2 separate regions of the Mus musculus genome follow, and region 1 is linked to region 2. The links are chromatin loops, found by intact Hi-C in ENCODE. Cell type or tissue: heart. All regions are shown on one strand. Each heading gives the region's core, and the rest is flanking DNA. Links, peaks and the distances in the headings are about the cores only.

What was found. Hi-C counts contacts between places; a loop is a spot of excess contacts. Peaks named below come from ENCODE experiments on the same cell type or tissue, not always from the same donor. Only the 100,000 strongest peaks of a DNase experiment are listed, where the experiment ranks them.
Region 1: it touches region 2 in a loop (6-fold over the local background); 23 of 42 quality-filtered maps call a loop at or near these places.

What each region holds. Positions count from the first base shown.
Region 1 is chr11:120,575,426-120,585,805 of GRCm38, forward strand. Arhgdia (Rho GDP dissociation inhibitor (GDI) alpha) reads right to left here and starts at 6,199. Exons shown (of 6, transcript NM_133796.8): 1 at 6,097-6,199; 2 at 4,757-4,968; 3 at 4,542-4,625; 4 at 4,243-4,319; 5 at 4,091-4,154; 6 at 2,674-4,005. The coding sequence starts at 4,946. The coding sequence ends at 3,806. In heart, for the core only: CTCF peaks have their summits at 2,156, 6,246 (motif pointing right) and 7,479 (motif pointing right); DNase peaks (open chromatin) are centred at 4,536, 4,976, 6,216, 6,686 and 5 weaker places; H3K4me3 peaks cover 4,203 bases; H3K27ac peaks cover 4,613 bases.
Region 2 is chr11:120,510,930-120,521,309 of GRCm38, forward strand. No RefSeq gene overlaps it. Among named protein-coding and RNA genes, the nearest start is that of Gm39490, 9.9 kb to the left of the region's middle. In heart, for the core only: a CTCF peak has its summit at 4,807 (motif pointing right); DNase peaks (open chromatin) are centred at 4,822, 7,332 and 7,833; H3K27ac peaks cover 116 bases.

The DNA of each region.
Region 1 (10,380 bases), core at 1,292-9,291, 65 kb after region 2:
AGCTGCCATATCCACATAACAGAGTAGGGCTGCTGACGTTGTAGGAACAGAGGGGCAGCTGTGACACTCTCCTGATGATCACAGGATCTTAGACTAAAGAATGTCTTCAAATGTCTACTATCAGGGCTGGAGAGATGACTCAGTGGTTAAGAGCACTGACTGCTCTTCCAGAGGTTCTGAGTTCAATTCCCAGCAGCCACATGGTGTTTCACAACCATCTGAAATGGAATTCAGTGCCTTCTTCTGGTGTGTCTGAAGACTACTACAGTGTACTCATAAATAAAATAAATCTTAAGCCATGCGTGGTGGCTCAGCACTTGGGAGGCAGAGGCAGGTGGATTTCTGAGTTCGAGGCCTGCCTGGTCTACAAAGTGAGTTCCAGGACAGCCAGAGCTATACAGAGAAACCCTGTCTTGAAAAAACAAAAATAAATAAAAAAATCTTAAAAAAAAAAAAAAAAGTCTGCTATCTCTGCACTGGCTTCTACCAGGCAATCAACCACTGGAAAGAAGTCAGAGAGAGGCCTAAAATTCTTGGGCCCTCTGGGTTTGTTGAGTGGCCAGATAATATATGGGTAGTAATATAAGGGTAGTATGTCCCAACCTGAGAATGCAGGTCAGATCACCTGAACATCTACAAGCCCTTGAGGGCCCAGCTGATGACTTAGTTCTGTTTCCCAAGGCCTCTCTTACTTCTTCTAAGAGCAGCTGCCATTGCTGAAAAGAGGTGTTAGTTTGGACAACCTAGTATCAAGGTCCTGTAAGACCCACACTGAGTATTACACATTTTCTGGGCCATTGGAAATGCATTGAAATATCCTTCAGGCAGGAGTCTTACTCAGAGAAGATGCTCATCAACTATAGGTTGAGTTATTGGAGGTTTTGACTATTCCTAAGAGTTCTCAGAACCAAGCAACTCCCTTTTGGAGGGACACACCTGGCAGGGTGTCCAGTAGGGTGGACAGCAGATTGACTCCAAGACTGATTGACCTGGAGGGTGAACTGAAAGAGCTGATGACAGCCAAGCGGGAAGCAGAATGGTGTCCACGGCTATGGGGATGGTAGCTTTGGTTGGTACAGGATTGTGCTGGGCAGAGAAGGGTCTTGTAAATCACAATAGCAGATGTTTACACAGCATGGAAGCTGACTGCTCATCAACTGGTACTACCTACAGCCCATCACTTTCCTCAGGAGAGGAGGCCTGTCTATAGGTGTCTGAAGAGCCAAGAAGCTAGGCAATTCCTGGGAGTCCTAGTCAGAGAGGAGCTGCTGTGGAGAATGCCTGGCTCCTGAGGGCCTTGCAACAGCTCTCCACAGAGGCAGGTTAGGGGGCGTGAGATTGGGAGGATCTGGTTAGACTTGGGACCTAGGAAACACATCATGCACTTTGAGGCCACTCTGAGTTAACCTGCACTGGGAGGAGCCAGAGCAAAGTCCTAGCTGTTGGCAGTAGGCTTGTACACTTGGAACTTAGGGTCTGAGTTCACACACTTAGCTGCCTAGGACAAACTCAGAGCTGTAAGATTAAGTATCTTGGTCCAAAGAGAGCTTCAGAAGCCCTTATTTGATAAACAGCATCGCTGAGAGCATCTAATAAACACTTTAAGGATGAGCTAGGAGACTGGTTGGCTCTGCAGTTTGGAGAAAAGGCTTCACCCTGCTCAGGCCCCGACTGCTGGGGCCAGGAAGAGTTCTGGGTAAGGATTGGATCAACAATTTGGCTGCCTAGTACAAGGAGCTGCTATTATCAGGTTAGTGTCCCACAGAAGGTTGGTTCTGGGGTCCGCCAGTCTTTGGCTCCGATGGATCTAGTAAAAATGGCGGACATGGCCCAATTTATGGTCAGCTGTCAGCAACAAGACAAAAAGGTATCTTTTGGCCCCCTGCAATAAAGGTTCATCACACTATTCACCACTGGTGGACCCCAAGGCAAGATTGGCAGGGCTCCAGCAAAGTAGCCGATTACTACTCGCTACACAACTGGTACACCCACTTTCCTGAACAGCTTCATCAGAGGGTGGTTTTCCAAAGCTAGCATAAGGCTGAAAAGGGAAGTTTTTAGACTGACTCCTGTAAAGGCAGGATGGGGTTTTGAGGTTACTAGGTACCTTTGGTTGTGCTGAAGACAGACAAGTAATCCTGCCTCCCTGTGGTCACTACAGAGAGCTACACAAGAGCCCTGTTAAGGCTTAGTGGCTTTTCAGGGTTCTGCTACAAGCTTCATGGTTCAGTGGTCCTGCCCTTTCTCCCTAGGTTCGTGGGTGCTCTAGAGAGCACAGTACTGGAGATGTGCAGAGGCTCGGTTTCCTGTTCCAACTAGCCTCACTAACAGGCATAGGGAACTCTCTCACCAGGTCGACCTACACATGCAAGTTGTTCAGAGCCAGATCAGTTTGATCTTCCAGCAGGGCTCCATACTGAGGGCAAGTCCCAGCCAGGGGAAATTTAGATATGCTGACTCAGGCAATCCCTCTATGCCCAGGGCCAGCACTGTGACCCATGGGCCTGGGGTTTGTTCTATATTCACATCTCCACAGGAAGCCAGGAGCAAAGACAAAACAGGGCTGTTAGCAGCAGACAACCTTGTAGCCAGGACATCTGATCTGAGGGACATCCACCCTCCACTGGATTCTTACCATTCCCTACAAAACCCCAACACAAGCTGCACAGACCACACAATCCCAGACTCCTTCAGGGGTGTTTATTTCCCAGTCAGAAGAGAAGCAGGGACAGGCTCCTCTGCCTGTTGAGGCTGGGCCTGGCAGACACCACACAGGGACTGGGGATAGGGAGGGGAGGCACAGGAGACAGCTCCCAACTGTGTGAACTTGGTCCCACATTTGTCCTGGCTGGGTCCAGGGAGGGTCGGCCCAGGGATGGTGGCACCAAGAACCAGGGCAGAGGCATCAGGCCAGCTGGCCCAAATGGAGGCAATAAATACTGACAGGCCAGGCACGAGGTTCAGGCCACGTGGCCCAGGTGAGACAAGTAAGGCTCGGCTGGCTTTGTCCCTCAGGGGCTCTCTGTGGGGACAGGGGCTCCGAGTACTGCCTACAAGGGACAGAGAAGGCAGAGGAATGAGGCACCCTACCCTGCCTCCTAGATGGGGCTGGAGGCATCGAGTTTTGGCAATTGACCCTCCCCTAGCTACTGGAGCCACCCCCAACCCTGGCCACGGGGAGGGGAAGAGCTGGCCAGGCTCGCAGGAAGCAACAGCAGCGCACCCCAGGCCTCCCTTGGGTGGGTCACTGGGATGGGGATGGCAGACGAGGCGAGGACAGGGAGAGCACATGCTCATGCAGACAGGGAGTTAAGAGTTAGCGACGGCCCCCAGCACACGTTCCACATGTTAAGGCATCATGGTTAGACAGTGACTGACAGTGATGGATGACCTGGCCAGGGAGTGGTGGGACTAGAGGACAGATAGCCCAGCCCTTCCCCATGCTGCGACAGAGACAAGGTGGGCTGGACAACCCTGACAGTGTTCTGTTCCATTCTAGAAGCCAGGGCCTGAGGAAGGGAAGACAGAGGGAACCTGGAGGGACACAGCAGATTGGAGGCCTGGGCTGGAACCCCTCCCCCACTGCACAGGCAGAAGCAGCAATGTGACACTGGAGACCACAGGGGCCTGCGGGCAGGAGGTGGAGGAGGGGCAGACAGGAGAGCTGACTGCCTGAGTGGACTAGGGAGGAATGACGGGTGAGGGAGGTCCTGTCAGCACTTTGGTTTGGGGTAGGTAGGGGGTTAGGGTGGGGCATGTCGGTCCTTCTGTCTGTCCGTCGCCCTGCCCGTCTCCCAGCTGGAGCTCAGTCCTTCCACTCCTTTTTGATGGTGAGATTCCACTCCCAGGACAGGTGGTCAGTCTTGTCGTCATCTGTGAAGCGCGACTTGATGTTGTAACTGCCCCGAGCAAGCATGCCTTTGGGAGCCTCCTCCATGGGTGTCAGGAACTCATACTCCTCGGCCCTCGGCCCATAGCTCCCGACCATGTAGTCAGTCTTGTCAACTGAGGGACAGGAGAGGCAGGATTACTGGTGCTGCACGCCCCTCCCAGGCCCAATGGCTCCCCACTCTATGGCCCGCCCACTCACTTTTGACCCCTTTCCTGTATGTGTGTTGGATGTACTTCATGCCGGACACGATCTCTCTGTTCACCTGTGGGGACACAGAGCCAGGGTCAGCTGCCTTCCCAGGCTTGCCCCTCTGCCCCTTGTTTCCAGGCCTCTCAAAGCCCCCACCTTACCCGGAAAGAGATTTTTATCCGGTACTCCACACCTTCCTTCAAGACAAACGACTGTTTCTTGAAGCTCTCCAGATCACCTGTATTGAGGAGGAGTCTCCGCTGACTGCTTGCTTGAAGGGCTCTCCACCCTGCTACATTCACTCTCCCCAGCCCCTTCCCTGACACAAAGCAGAGCTTCGGCAAGCCCCTAGCTGCACTTCCCCTCTTCTCCACCAGAGGGCATCAGTGCAGAAAATTATTTTTAGGGGTAGAGGCAAGATGCCAGCTGGCCCCACCCAGGGATTCTAATACCCACTCACCTGTCAGGTCCAGTTCCAGAGGGCCTGGGGCAGTGCTGCATACCAAGGTCAGTCGAGTCACAATGACATTGGGGACGTTGGGGTCTGCAGAGTGAGAGTTAAGAGTCAGAGTCCCATCCCTTAAGATTTTTCTTTTTAAACTCACTCCTTGGAAGAGTGGTCTGGAAAGAGACTGGGCACAGGTTTAGATGACATCCTTCCTCCAAGCCACCTACCTGCAGAGACAGCTACTCGGCCCAGCAGGGCCTCCTTGTACTTTCGGAGGCTTTCATCGTCCTTGTCCAGTTCCTGGATCTCCTGGATGCTCTTCTGGGCTGGAGGCTTGTAGTTCACAGAGTGCTCATCTTCCTCATTCTCTGCAGCTATCTGCGCAAGCTGCTCAGCAGTGGGTTCCTGTTCTGCCATGCTTACCTCTAGCTTGGGACACCTGTGGGCGGGGCATGAGCAGGACTGTGACAGCCTGGAGGCATTCCACCCTAGGCAGACCCTGACACCTGCAGGACACCTGACTGGAACTTTGAGAGGATGCTGCCACTGCCCTACGCAGAGGCCCATTTGAGAGGACTAGAACCCCAAGCAACGAAATGGGACCACAGCCTGTTCCTCAGAGAAGCAAAACACCTTTCCTCCCCACTAAGAATAAGCCTCCAGACCGAACTGAACTGGCAGACGCAACACTAAATCCCTGGGGTCCTGTTGCTGTCCCTAGCTGCCCAGGCTCTCATCTTACTGGGTTGGGTCATGGAGGTAAGTTCTCCGACAGGGAGATGCTCTGTATGTTAGCCACGTGCAGGACAAGGGTCTGTTTGTTCGTCCCTTCCAATGGAATACTGTCCTAAGCTCAACTATGTGATGACCGCTTAAATCCCAAGAGCCCAAAGGGGATCCTAAATACGCAGGTCTGTCCTCTCTAGTGAGGGTCTGCGTATGCAACTTGGGAGCTAGTGCACCGCTTGCAAATAAATCTCAGGAGCCTGTTTCTGGGCCCTGACCCTAAACCTTTAGTGGCGGTGAGGAACCAACCAGGACGGAAGCGCCTAGATGCCTTTCAGTTCCGCAGATTCCCAAACGTCTCTCGGAAACCCACTGTGATGCCTACAGGCAATGCGCAGCGGTCCCGGGAAGAGCCCGGCCGTTGTCCCTCTGAGAGGTGTCCGCCAAGGAAACACATAAAGCGGCGGTCCGAAACCCGGAGGCTACAGACAACCCCACCCGACGCCAAGCGTGGCCGCCGGCGACAGCATCAGGGCGCGGCCCGCACTTCCGTAGAGCCCGCAATCCGAGCGGGGCGGGGCCGCGCGGCGGGAGCCCCGGGCCAGGCCCCGCGCCGGACCCCGCCCGCGAGGCCGAGGAAGGGGGTCCCCTGGTAGCAGGCGCGCAGGCCCGGGGGGCCGCGGCCCCTCCGGCAGGACCTGCGCTGCCGCCCTGGCCCGCCCCGCCCGCCCGCCCGGGTGACCGCGCCCCGCCCGCGAGCGCCGCAGTCGCCCGCGACGCCGCACAAAGCCAACCCACTCCCCTCCCGCACTGCACCGCGCTGCGCCACGCGCCCACTCACCGGAGGCTCGACCGCCGCTCTCGCGCTCCCTCCCGCACCAAATGACGAACGTCGTCCGCCGCCCGCCGCTCGGACGGTCACTTCCGGGGTCACAAGACTTCCGCTCTCGCGGGCGGGGTCGCCTTGCGCATGCGCCGCCAGGGGGCGCGGGTCGGCGCCGTCGCCATTTTGCTGCGGGCCTCGTGGGCGCGTCCCGCGTGGGCCGGCGCCCTCGCGCCTTCTGCCGAATGCCGGGTGCGAGGGTTTGTGGGACACGAGAGCCGGCTCTTCCAGAGCAGCGTCGCGCGGCCATTCTGTGGCTCCCAGGGTTCCCTGATTGCCGTGCCTGGCCCTTGTCCCATTGTCCTCAGAGTCAACAGAACCACAGTCCTCACCGACCGCAGTGCCCTGTAGCTGTGCTGCCTGGCGCATTGCTCTGGGGACTGCGTGCCCCCCGAGCCCCCGTATGTTAGAAGTTGTATGGTTTTGCTGTGAGGAGCGGTTTTCCTTGGAACGGGCTGCCTGCCTATCTTGAACCTCATCCCTGAGACGCGCCCGCCTCTGCCTCCAGGATGCTGAGATTGAAGGCGTGCACCATCACCGCCAGGCGTGTTTCACGACGCTGAGGATGGAGCCTCCTTAGTGGAGGGCCTGGCTGGGGGGGTTCCCGGTCGTGTGCTTGTGCCAGCCACTCCAGTTCCTCCTGAGGAGTCTCAGTTCCTGCTACTCCGTGAGGGCACTCCATGTTGGCTTCTTCTGAGTGTAGCCTCAGACTGAGGGGAGGCAGGAATTTAAGGGGCACTACGGGGACTTCTATAGCTTAATCCCACAAAAGCCATCGCTTCTGGCCTGCTCTGTTGGCCACACCTGCCCCTGTGGTATCCAGGAAACAGCTGTTGGCTCCGGAGAGTCATCAAACTTAAAAGATGAGGAATCCAATGGCCTCCACTCTCCATCTTCAGTTGTGGCCCAGTTATTTTACACAAGCACGCATACCCTCTGGCTATACATCAATCTGAAGCAAACCAAGTGTTCTTTCAAGCTCATTTATTTTTATCTCTAAGGAAGATGGATTTGCAATATCATTACCCTACATCCAGGTAGCTGCTCTTCTATGCAGAACTATTCTAAAACAAAAAGCCACGTGACTATCCCCACTCTTACTGTATGATGAATTTGGCTGGCCTTCCACCTACACACAGGTGTGCCCAACGAAGTGTGTCAAGCTGGCTTTTCAGGAGGCTCATGGTCCTCCAACTGGATGAGCCTGGTTTATTGAGCTCTGTGCCACCCACAATTCCCTGGTTTGACGCTCAAAGTACAAATCTTCCAAAGCTGCGTTTTTATGTTTATGCATATCAATATTTTGAAGTAGTCTCTGAACCACTTGTGTGCAGTACCCATAAAGGTCAGAAGAGGGCATTGCATCCTCTGGAACTGGAGTTAGAACAGTAGTGGGTTCTGTACTGTACTGGGAATCAAACCCAAGATCTCTCTCAAAGAGGAGCCAGTGCTCTATGAACTGCTGAGCCATCTTTTTAGCCTGCCCATGCCCAAAGATTTTTTATACGGTCTAGCTACATACATACAGTGATTCACATTTGAAAAAAATCACAAAGATCATTAAAAGTCCAGTCAGCATTTCCCTGATTTATTTTATATATATATATATATTTTTGTTTTTGAGACAGGGTTTCTCTGTGTAGCCCTGGCTGTCCTGGAACTCACTCTGTAGACCAGGCTGGTCTTGAACTCAGAAATCCGCCTGCCTCTGCCTCTCAAGTGCTGGGATTAAAGGCTTGTGCCACCACTGACTGGCCCTGATTATATTTTATGAATTCTTTAAGTTTGCATAAAATTTTGTAAAATTTGAGTGCTTAAAAAACATTGAGAGGCTGGCGAGATGGCTCAGTGGTTAAGAGCACCGACTGCTCTTCCAAAGGTCCTGAGTTCAAATCCCAGCAACCACATGGTGGCTCATAACCATCCTTAACGAAATCTGATGCCCTCTTCTGGAGTATCTGAGGAAAGCTACAGTGTACTTACATAATCTTTAAAAACAAAAACAAAAACATTGAGCCAGGGGCTGGCAAGATGGCTTAGAAGTTAAGAACACTGACTACTGCTCTTCTAGAGGATGCAGATTCGATTCTCAGCACCCACATGGCGACTCAAACCTGTCTGTGACTCTGGTTCCAGAGCGTCTGACACCTTTACATAGACACATGCAGGCAAAATAACAATGAACATTAAATAAAAATAAATACAATTTACATATGATATATCATAATTGTATAATTAAAACATATTAATATAATAAATAATAAATAAAATTAAAATATATTGAAGCAGGTTGTGGTGGCAGCACACAACTGCTCCCAACACTTGGGAAGCAGACACAGGCAGATCTCTAGGAGCTCTCTAGCTCTATAAGTTTGAAGCCAGCCTGGTCCACTGGCTTACAGAGACAACAAAGGATGCACACAAAAAAAACTTGTCCCTAAAAACAAAGATAGATAGGTAGGTATGTAGGTAGGTACAGGCAGACAGCTGATAGATAGCTGCTCTTGCATAGAACCTGGGTTCAGTTCCCAGCACCCACATGGCTGCTCACAACCATCTGTAACTCCTTTTCAAGCCAAATGCCCTCTTCTGGCCCTGGAGGGCACAGCATTTACACTGTACACTTACATACACACGGAACACACAGAAAAATAAAATCTTTAGCTGGGCAGTAGTGGCACACTCCAGAGGCAGAGGCAGATTTCTGAGTTCAAGACCAGCCTGGTCTCTATAGTTTCTCCAGGACACAGAGAAACCCTATATAGAAAAGCCAAAAATAAAATCCAAAATAAAATCTTTGAAAAACAAAACCAAGGGCTGGAGAGATGACTCAGTGGTAAAGAGCACTGATTGTTCTTCCAGAGGTCCTGAGTTCAATTCCCAGCAATCACATGGTGGCTCACAGCCATCTGTAATGGGATCTGATGCCCTCTTCTGGTGTATTTGAAGAGTGAGAGTATATTCACATGCATTACATAAGTAAATCTTTAAAAAAAAAAGAAAAGAAAAAGAAAAAAGAAAAACAAAACCAAAATAGTGGCTTGCAGGTGTCACACTTTCATACAGCACTTGCAGCCCAGATTTTCAAAACCAAACCAAGCCAAGCTAAACTGTAGACATTGTAATTGGTCTGGGGTTTGCCCTTGTTAGTCCTATAGGATGGCTTACAACTTTTATTAGCATATGTTTGGGAACTGAAAGTTGTGGATCAAGGTATTTTGTAAATCGATATTCTTTTTTTTTTTAAAGATTTATTTATTGTTATATGTAAGTACACTGTAGCTGTCTTCAGAGACTCCAGAAGAGGGCATCAGATCTCATTACAGATGGTTGTAAACCACCATGTGGTTGCTGGGATTTGAACTCAGGACCTTCGGAAGAGCAGTCAGTGCTCTTAACCACTGAGCCATCTCTCCAGCCCTGATATTCTTTTTTTTAAAGATTTATTTATCTCATTTATATGAGTACACTGTAGTTGTTTTCAGACACACACCAGAAGAGGGCATCAGATTCCGTTACAGATGGTTGTGAGCCACCATATGGTTGCTGGGAATTGAACTCAGGATCTCTGGAAGAGCAAGAAGCCAGTGTTCTCAACCGCTGAGCCATCTCTCTATCTTGTCAATTGATATTCTTATACAATCAACGAATCACCTTCACATTGGCCACACCTCCTATGCTAGTACCTTGAGAGAGTGGATTTCCACCTATAAAGTTTGGGAGGATACAATCCACCCACAGATTGTTTCTTGAAGCATTCTGTGAAAAGACCGGCCTCTCTTCTGGACAGACTCCAGGGCCAGGACAGTGACATTTCCTCTGTGGTGTGATCAGACACTTTTGAATGTTGCATGATGCTCTTTTTGTTTGTTTATTTTTCGAGACAGGGTTTTCCTGTATAACTTCTGCTGTCCTGGAACTCCCTCTATAAAGCAGGTTGGCCTTAAATTCTACCTGCCTCTATGCAGTCCTGGCTGTCTTGGAACTAGCTATGGCCTTGAACTCTCAGAGATCCTCTTGTTTCTGCTTCCTGAGTGCACACCCAGCTTTTTCCTTCTTATTCTGTGTATATGTGGGTGTGTATGTGCACAGTGATCATGGAGGTAAGAATGGTACTAGATCACATGAAGCTGGAGTTACAGGCAGTTGAGTCATGTGATACAGATGGCTGCTTGAAACTTAGTTTGTTAGAAGTGTTAACCAGTACATCTACCTCCACTATATACTTCATGCCCTCCTGTT
Region 2 (10,380 bases), core at 939-8,938:
CTGAGAACAGAGAAAGCCGCGGGACAAACCGTCACAAAAACAAAACACAAACAAACCCCCAGAGACCAATGGCAAGCTGGGTAAGCAGACCCTCGCTGGACAAGCATGAAGAAAACCGCGATTGCTCTGGCCAGCAAAACTTGGAGGCTTAAAGGAAAAAAAGAAAGGAAGAAAGAAAGAAAAGAAAGAAAGAAAGAAAGAAAGAAAGAAAGAAAGAAAGAAAGAAAGAAAGAAAGAAAGAAAGAAAGAAAAATTAACCCCCAGGAAGCACCCCTGTGAGGAGGGCAAAAAGTAGTGCGCAGGGAGGCACGAGGCAGAATGACCGGAACACACCAGGCACGGACCAGTGAGTGGATCCGCATGCTTTCTTAACACCCCAGATGTCCAAGATGACACCTCCCACTGTGAGCTGTGCCCACCCACATCAAACATAATTTTTAAAATTGCCTGCAGCCAGGCAGTGGTGGCACACACCTTTAATCCCAGCACTTGGGAGACAGAGACAGGCAGATTTCTGAGTTCGAGGCCAGCCTGGTCTACAGAGTGAGTTCCAGGACAGCCAGGCTACAGAGAAACCCTGTCTCGAAAAAAACAAAAAACAAAAACAAAAAAATTGCCCGCAGACTTACCTATAGGCCAGTGTTATGGTGAACCTATCTAGGGCTTCCAAAGCCCACAGAGTTTGTCTCCTAGGTTCAGGCCGGCTCTACCTCACAGCTGCTAATGTCGTTAATGGTCATCCCATGCTACTGGTGTCTCCAAGACGCTGGGGTCTCCATTGCACCTTCACCCGTCTCCTCTGAGCTCTCTTCAGGGATCCTGACTCTGCCACACAGTGCAAACCCTCAAATTCTCTTCAAGAGCCTTTCAGGGATGGGGTTCCTACTGCACCTAAGGGTGCAAGGTCACCTCTGTCCTGACCTCTCTTAGTGCCAAGCCTCAGCTGCTTCCATGACTCTTCAGACCTTCAAAACCAAACCATGCCCAGAGGGTGGTGGTGAACCTCAGCACTCAGGAGGCAGAGGCAGGTGGAGCTCTGTGAGTTGGAGGCCAACCTGGTCTATAGAGGAGTTCTAGAACAGCCAGGGCTGTGCAGAGAAGCCCCATCACAACCAACCAACCATGGTGCAGTCAGGAGGAGGCACTAAGAAGTCAGTGATAGGTGGAGCTCTGAGAGTTCAAGGCCATCCTGGTCTAGCATCCAGGCCACCCAGAGTTACATGATGAGACCCTGCTTTCAAATATTACATATATATTTGGGAAGGGGGATTTTTGTTGTTGTTGTTGTTGTATTGTTTTTACATTTCCATTACTGAGTTTGGCTGCCAACATGAGGTACAGCCTTCGCCTACTTGGGACCACAGCTTTTCTTTTTCTTTTTCTTTTTCTTTTTCTTTTTTTTTTTTTCTTTTTTTTTTTTTCTTCTTTCTTTCTTGTTTTTTTGTTTTTTTGTTTTTTTTGTTTTTGGTTTTTGGTTTTTGGTTTTGTTTATTTTATTTTATTTTATTTTATTTTTTGAGCTGGGACCACAGCTTTTGTGTGCTTGCCCTGAGGAACTACTCCCAGGTTTGTGATCTCAGTGATTCTGGTCTCTTTGTTTTTAAGCAGGGTCTCCCTATTTTGTAGCTCTGGCTGGCCTCAAACTCACATAGATCCATCTGTCTCTGCCTACCGAGTGCTGCTGCAATTAACGGTATGGTCTGCCCAGATGTTTAATTATTTTATTTTATATGCATGAGGGTTTTGCTTACTTGTGTGTCTGTGCACACAGTGCATGCCTAGACCCTGAGGAAGTCAGGAGAGGGCACAGTGGAACTTGGAATTGGAGTCACAGTTGTGAGCCACCAAGTGGGTGCTGAGGAGTGAGCCTAAAACTCACCCTTCCCATGGCTGGTTGGGGCCCTTTCATCTTCCTCCCCTTTGCTCTGGTGCACCTGTTTGGGATCACACCCCATCCCTCCCTCCCACTGAGAATTCCCATTAAGCTAACCCTCCACTATTTCACACCCCTCCTTATCCCAAGCTGTGAGAGGTGGACATAACTGGCACACCAGTGCCAACCCGTCTGGAAAAGGAAGCCTTGCTGGAGCAGGTCCCTGGCATCTGACCATTCTTTCACCAAATGATCTGTGGCTCAAAATGTTTTCCAAATACCAAGAATTCACCCTGAAAGACTCTGGGCTGAATTGTAAGTAATTTTACTCATTCCGTGGGAGATTGATGGAGGAAAGGGCAAAGGTCATGAGAGATCTTGCCTGAGGCTAAGATGTGAAGAAGTGGGAGAAATCAGCTCCATTAGGAAGCAGCAAGCCCTAAATCAACAGCATGGCAGACGCCCTCCCTGGGGAGAGGGGTGTGGCAAGGGCTCATCCACTGCCAGGAGGCAGCAGAGCCGGGCACATAACCAGGAATTGTTAGGGACTCTTGGACAGAACTGAAATATCAGTTGGCTGATATATGCATGCCTTTGCCTAGCTAGCAGTTCCTCGGCCAGTTAAAAAGGAGCAGCCATCCGGAAGGTGGTGGGACACACCTTTAACGCCAGCACTCTGGAGGCAGAGGCAGGTGGATCTCTGAGCCTGGTCTGAAGAGCTAGTTCTAGGACAATCAGGGCTACACAAAGAGACTATGTCTAAAACAAAAAACAAAAACAAACAAACAAAAAAACAAAAACCAAACCAACCAAACAAACAAACAAAACAAAACAACCCCCCCCAAAATGAAAACAAACAAAACCCCCAAACAAACAAAACAGAAAAAGAAAGAAAGAGCAAGCAAATACACAGACCCACTTGTACCGAGCAAGAAGGGGGACGCTCGTGTTCCCAGCAGCACAGCCAGCATCACCAAACACAGAAGCTGAGCACTGATGGGTGGATAGTGTGGAGTGCCCGCACTCCAGCTATAATCCAGCTATAATCCAGCTGTGCGTGGTATGTGTGTGAGTGCACATGTGTATGTGTGATTGTACTGTGTGTGCACATGTGTATGTATGCATGTGTGATTGTTTTGTGTGTGTGTGCATGTGTGTATGTATGCATGTGTGATTGTACTGTGTGTGCACATGTGTATGTATGCATGTGTGATTGTATTGTGTGTGCACATGTGTATGTATGCACGTGTGATTGTATTGTGTGTGTTCATCTGTGTGTGTGTGAGTGAGTGTGTATATGTGTTCTTATGTGCACGTTCACAGACGCCAGAAGTCAGTTCCAGGTGTCTTCCTCAATCACTCAGCACCTTACTTTTTGAGGATCTCTTCTGAACCTGGTGCTCACTGATGCAGCAGACTGGCTGGCCAGCTCTCCCACCCCAGGGCCACTGTTGATTTCTTTCCAATGTTGTGGTTTGCTGTTTTGAGATAGACTCTTACTATGTAGCCCAGAGTCCCTACATAAACCAGGCTTCACTGATCCTCCTGCCTCTGCCTCCTTGGTGCTGGAATTACAAACACCGGCCACCTTACTGGCTCAGTACTGAGGTTTGAACCCAGGGTTCCACAGGTGCTAGGCTAGATCTAACCATATTCCATCTCAGTCTTTTTTACAAAGATGACTGAAGGGGCTGGAGAGATGGCTCAGTGGTTAAGAGCACTGACTGTTCTTCCAAAGGTCCTGAGTTCAAATCCCAGCAACCACATGATGGCTCACAACCATCTGTTATGACATCTGACACCCGTTACTGGTGTGTCTGAAGACAGCTACAGTGTACTTACATATAAATAATAAATAAATATTTTTTTAAAAAATGACTGAAGAAGGTGTGAGGCGGGAGGTTGGCAGCTGTTCTTTTTGGCATGATGGAAAGTTTTACAATTGACTGTAGTTTGGTGTGTGGGCATGCACCTGTAACCCCAGTCAGAGGGGTTGGCTATCATTGGATATTAATTTCATTGTCTTTTTGCAAAACCCCTAATAGTCAGAGCAGGGACTGTCTCTGACTTTGTTGCCTGCCGTTGGGACCCTTGCCCCAAAGCCTTAATATAAAAGGAGGTGCCTACCTAGTCTTACTGCAACTTGATATATCATGGCTAACCTTCCAGGTCAGCCCTTTTCTGAAGAGAAACAGAAGGGGAGTGGATGGACCGGAGTGGGGTTGGGGTAGGGTGGCTGGGAGGGAATGGGAGGAGAAGAGGGAGAGGAAACTGAGGTCAGGATGTAACATAAATAAAATTAAAATAATAAAAATATATTAATAAAAAATAGAAAAAATAGAACTATTTTATTTAAAAAAAAAAAAAAAAAAAAAAAAAAGCTTGCCCGCGACAGGCCTTTAATCCCAGCTCTCCGCAGGCTTTGCACTCAAGGCCAGCCTGATCTACAGAGTGAGTTCAGGTCAGCCAGAGCTACCCAGAGAAACCCTATCTAGAAAAAACCAACCAACCAACCAAACAAACAAACAAACAAAAAAGCTTTCCCTTTTATCTTATGTGTGGGGGAGTTTTGCCTGAATATGTCTGTGTACCCCTTGTGTGCCTGGTGCCTTCAGAGGCCAAAAGAGGTTCCGTCAGATCATCTGGAACTGGAGTTACAGGCTCATAGAACGTGTGGGTGCTGGGAATAGAACCCTGGTCCTCTAGAAGAGCAGCCGAGTCATCTCAGTGACTCCTCCTTTCTCCCTGACTCGATAACTCTTTAATTACAAGCTTCGTGACTGTGCCAGCGCGGGATGGGGAGGGCTGAGATCAATCCCTGATGTCCACACCCGTGTGAGGAGGAGAGTGAGGTCTGGATCCCCTGGCTGCAGGCGCTGCTGCGGCCCCAGGCGCTGCCGCCGGTTTAAGCATAGCCTGTAATTCCCCGAATGGCCTCTTGGTGGCGGCCACGTAGCGTCCTTCATTGGAACCGGGACTGGTCAGGGTAGATGAGGTGTAGACCAAGAAAGGGTGCGGCCTGGACTCCTAGAGGTGCCATGCTAGCTAGAGTGGACGTGGCAGTCCAGGGTCCAGGGTGAAATAGGAGCCCAACCCCAGGAGGGGACTCAACATTCAGCCTGCGCTGGCAGAACACAGCCTGTCACTGTAGGCAGGCGGAAAGTCGGCAAAGCGTTTTCAGGGTTTGGTTGGGATCATTTAGCAGTGTGGAAATACAAAAGGACAAACCTTTGGGGCAACAGGGGATGTGAACATAGTAAGTTCTAGGCAGCTGGGGCTCCAGCGGTCTCCAAAGTGGGGGAACCCTCTCAGGCATATAGACCCAGAGGAGGATCGGCTGACTAGAAAGCAGGAGTGTGGGCCAGGTCTGCCTTTGGGATCTAGAATGGTGTATGGGTGACCGGGTGTAGTGTTACCTGCACGGGGCCTCATGTACGTTTAGGGTAGGTTTCTCCGGCATCACTAGCATCCACACCAGATGGGTCTGGTGTGAGCACCAGGGTGACTCTAGGCTGAGAGGAGGCAGAAGACAGAGGGGCCTTTGTGCTGGCTAGTTTTTGTAAACTTGATACAAACTAGTATCACCTGGGAAGAAAGACCCTCAACCGGGGTGTTTCCTCCATCAGAATGGCCTGTGGACAAACCTGTGTGGTATTGTTTTCCTGACTGCTAGGAGGTCCAACCCACTGTGGGTGGTCCATCCTTGAGCAGGTGAGGCTGGGCTGTATAAGAAGCTACCTTGGGGTGGGTGAGTGAGCCAGTAAGCAGCCCTTCTCCATGGCTTCTGCTCCAGGCCATTTCTGAAGCCCCTTCTGTCTTGGCTTCCCTCCATGAACGTCTCCAATCTGTAAAATGAAATAAAGCCTCACTGCCGAAGTTGCTTTTGGTCATGGTGTTTATCACAGTGACAGAAAAGCAAACTTGAACAGCCACCCTTGAGGGCTTCCAGAGGCTGACATGGGACCCCCGTTGGGACCAGTGGACAGGGGTACAGGAATCTCAGCAGACTGCAATGTGGAAAAGAGGGAATTGTTTTGGGGGTGTGACCGTCCAGTTCAGGTAGCATGCCGAGGGCAGTAGAGTGAGAATCTGAAGCAAAAAAGGGGCTGTTGAGCCTTAGTCTACCTGCCCGGTCCACCCACACACATGATCCCACCTCACCGTTGCATCTCTGGGCATCTAGCAGTTTTTCCCGGAAGGGTCTGTGGATCCCACACACCTATTTATTTATTTATTTATTTCTCTCTCTCTCTCTTTTTTTTTTTTTTTTTTTTTTTTTTTTGGTTTTTCAAGACAGGGTTTCTCTGTGTAGCCCTGGCTGTCCTGGAACTCACTCTGAGTGGACTAAGAACATCTATCATGTGCATGCACTGCCATCCATGGCTGGTATCAGCTGCAGTGCATGACCAGGTCTCAGGGCACACCTGCACTCGTGGTCACTGTGAAGCTCAGAGCCCCCACCCAAAGGACCAACTCAGACTCCTGGCAGGATTAGCAGGATGGCAGGCCCTGTCTCTCCTCCTGTTAAAGCTCGGAGTCTCTTCAGTGCAGGTCACCATTCGGACCTATTATGTGTTTCCAGGGGGCTGAATACCTACTCACAGTCTCCCGTGGCCCACATTCCTTCCTTGGGATGACCAGGGCAGAGATGTCCTAGCAACAGCACCCAAGTGTTGGGATTTCCTTTTAAAGATTTATTTATTTATTTTATGTATATAAGTACACTGTAGCTGTCCAGATGGTTGTGAGCCTTCATGTGGTTGTTGGGTATTGAATTTAGGACCTCTGCTCGCTCCTGTCAACCTCACTCGATGCGGTCAGCCCCACTTGCTCCGCCCCAAAGATTTATTATAATAATAATAATCTTATTATTATACATATTGTAATACAATATTATAAATATTTTAATTATTATAAATAAGTACACTGTAGCTGTCTTCAGACGCACCAGAAAAGGGCATCAGATCTCTCATTATGGGTGGTTGTGAGCCACCATGTGGTTGCTGGGATTTGAACTCAGGACCTTCAGGAGAGCAGTCAATGCTCTTATCCACTGAGCCATCTCGCCAGTCCCAAGAAGTGTTGTTTTTAAAAAAACAAAAAACAAAAAACCCCCCAAAACTCTAGTCATTCAATTTTACCAAAGAAGACTCAGGAGCCAGACACCAGGGTGAAAACCTGCTGGCTCAGGGAGCTACATCACAACAAGGTTTTTTTTTTCTTCACAGTCTGATCACAGATCCTGTGATACAGAAGAACATTGTCTGCCTCACTGTCTCCAGCCTGCAGCCCGCCTGAGGATCTTCCCAACACCTCCAAGGCCTGAAGCAGAGCCTGAGGAACCTCCTGGGAACATTTCCCTGGATCCACCCCCATCGCTGGCGAGACAGTTGGACAGCTTGTGTTTGCACATTCGGCCCCCACAGCTAGGCTTCCTTAGGTCCACCCACTTCCCCCTCCTGCCTTATAGTCCCTGGGAGTTCCCAGCCTAATTGAGTCAGCAGAAGTGTGTGTGACTACAACTGGCCTACTCTTGTGCAACTTGGAACTTGGAACTCCTCCTGAGGTAGGGAGCCCCGGCTCTGAACAAGACTTTTCTGAAGCCTCATACTGTTTAGCGATGTGTTTCTATACATTTCTATGGCCAGTGTCACAGTTCCCTGTGTAGGCCAGGTGAGTGTGTTACCATGGAAGTGCACATTCTATGCTTTACACACACACCCACAAAAACTAACATCTACAGCTCCAACCTTCATCCTCCAAGGCTCAGCGGACAGAAGAGAAGGCAAAAGGAATGTAAGACGGAGACAGAGGAGCACCGTGAACAGCCATCTTCTGAACAAGGCACAGAAGCTGCACTTATGAGGTCACGACGACAGCTGTGGCTGCCTGCACAAGGTCTTCACAAATCAGAGAGGCCCCACCCTTCACTGGGGCTCTATTATGGCTACGGGTGAAGAGAGTTGATATTCTTGGGGTGTGGCTGTTGGCAGGTTGCCCATGCTTCACTGGAGGGCTGAGTACCTATGTGCACATATGTAGCTCTGATTGGATTCAGTGAAGGGATGAAGGAGGAGGGGGATGTGTTGGGGAGGGGAGGGAAGATAGGAAGTGTCACTATCATTAAGACACACTGCTTAACTGTGTGTCAAAATACAGGAAAAAAAAACACTTTAATTGAGTCAGCACGATAAGATTGCAGGTGTAAAGGTGCCCACGTGGTGGGAACTGACTCCTACAAGACACACATTCACACCCACACACAAAAATAAACACATGTAATTAAAAATTGTTTTCCAGGGGGGTGGATCTGGGAGGAGATAGAGGAAGGAGTGGACATTAATACAATCAAAATAGATTATATGAAATTCTGAAAAGAATTAATATAACTATTATAATACACACACACACACACTTATATTTTCTAAGACAGGATAGCCCTGGCTGTCCTGGAACTCACTATGTAGAGCAGACTGGCCTTAATTTCAGAGATCTGCCTGCCTCTGCCTCCCAAGTTCTGGGATTAAAGGTGTGTGCCGTTAACACCTGGCTAAATATTATGTTTTAAATATCTTACAAAAAAATAACTAGCCAGTCATGGTGACATATCCCAGCACTCAGGAGGCAGAGGCAATCCAGTCTCTGTAAATTCAAGGTTGGTCTGTTCTATAAACTGAGTTCCAGAATAGCCAGGGCTACTGTCACAAAACAAAACAGAACAAAACAAAACAAAACCCTATACTTCTAGGTGGGATTATGGCTCACAGCTGTTATCCCAGCACTTGAGAGGCTGCGGCAGGAGGATTGCTGTAATTTTAAAGGTACCTTAGTCTATAAAGTGAGACCTTGTTTCAACAAAACAAAAAGTATCAGCCAGAAGCTAGAGAGATGGCTCAGTCATTAAGTCTGGGGTAGATGGATCAAGTCTTTGCCTGACTTAGACCCTGCCTCAAGCAAACAAACCCCTGACAAAATCTCCAGTTGTGCAGCCCTAAACATATTCACATTGTTGAGTAATTCTCACCAAATGAAACTCAGTCCCCATGAAACATCACTACCTCGCTGTGGGCTCCGGCCACCTCCCTTCTACTTCCTGTCTGTGACTGCCCGCTCCAGGCTCCCTCCCTTCAGGCCAATTATGCTTCATGATGTCATACACTCCTGGGCTTACCACCCGCCAGCCACGGACACTGGGGCTTCATGGACTGCCAGCGCTTGTGAGCCGGGCTGCTGTGAATGTGTGTCCACAAATCACTTATATCCCTGTTCTTTATTCTCTGTCGCTGTGTGGCTGTCCCAACCCCATCAGCAGCGAGTGTTGGGGTCTGGAAGGGCTCTGAAGAACAGCAACAGAATCCTTTAGGGTTGCAGTTAGCACAGAGCAATGGTTCATTTTCATGATCACCCTAATTGGATTCAGAGATGTCTAGAGGCTGGAGAGACACTCTGTCTTTGAGAGCACTCACTGCTCTCCTAGTGGCCTCCAAAAAGATCCCAGCACCCACAGGGCAGGTCACTGTCAGTGAATTTACATCGGTTCCGGGGAGAGCCTATGGAGGGCTTCAACTCCTTGGTATCGCCCCACTTTCTGAGAGTTGTAACAGAACTTCCTGTGACTGCTTTGGACAGATCGCCACCACCTCTAGGCCTTTAGGGACCCGTAGGTGGGGACTCTTGCCTCCTGCTGTGACAGTCCAGCACAGGAAGGACAGACCCCACTACCCACCCACTTTAGCTGAGGGCTCTGAGGCAAGAGTCAGTTGTCTGAGCTCTCTTCGTTCCCACTGACCTCTCATAGGACGAGCCTGACCTGCCCAGCTCGGAGAGGACTTCAGGGCTAAGAATAAGGGAGTCCCTCGTGCCTGGGCCCAGGGCACCTGAGATGGTGGAGTTGCTCCCGGGGACTCGTAGGCTGGGTCGATCTCAGGAAGTGACAGTGTCTGGGATAGTCTAGGAGTCCCAGGCGCTGCCTACATGGGGGAGGGGAGACTCTGCCAGGCAGTCAACAAGCTTTGGGTCCTCTCTCTTGGTCTTCCTGGATGTTTAGGCTCAGGCATGTCCTCAGAGCTGGGTTCGGCATGGCTGAGCATGAGATAGGCAGTGGGTATCGGTTTAGCTTCAGAATGTGGATAAAAAAGTCTTGCTGCCTTTCACAGGCCAGTTACCTGAACCACACTTAGCCCCTCTAGCCCCATTGCCCACACCCAGGCCTCTAGAGAACAGCAGCCCCTCATGTCAAGAGGCTCACAGGTCAGCCCACCACACTCTGTCACTCAACAGTTCCAAGACATACAGTCACACCCAAACACACCCAGACACAGAGGACATACAAATACCACAAGCAGACATAGGCGTGCACACACAGACATGCCTTTCCAGGAACGATAAGCTGCAGGCTCCAGGCGTCAGGGAGCTCTGTGCCTTCTCTACGAGGAAGAGCAGGCCTGGGAGGCATCTGTTGTGCCAGCTCTCTCTCCCGTTCTCTTCAGATGAAGCCCAGGTGCCAG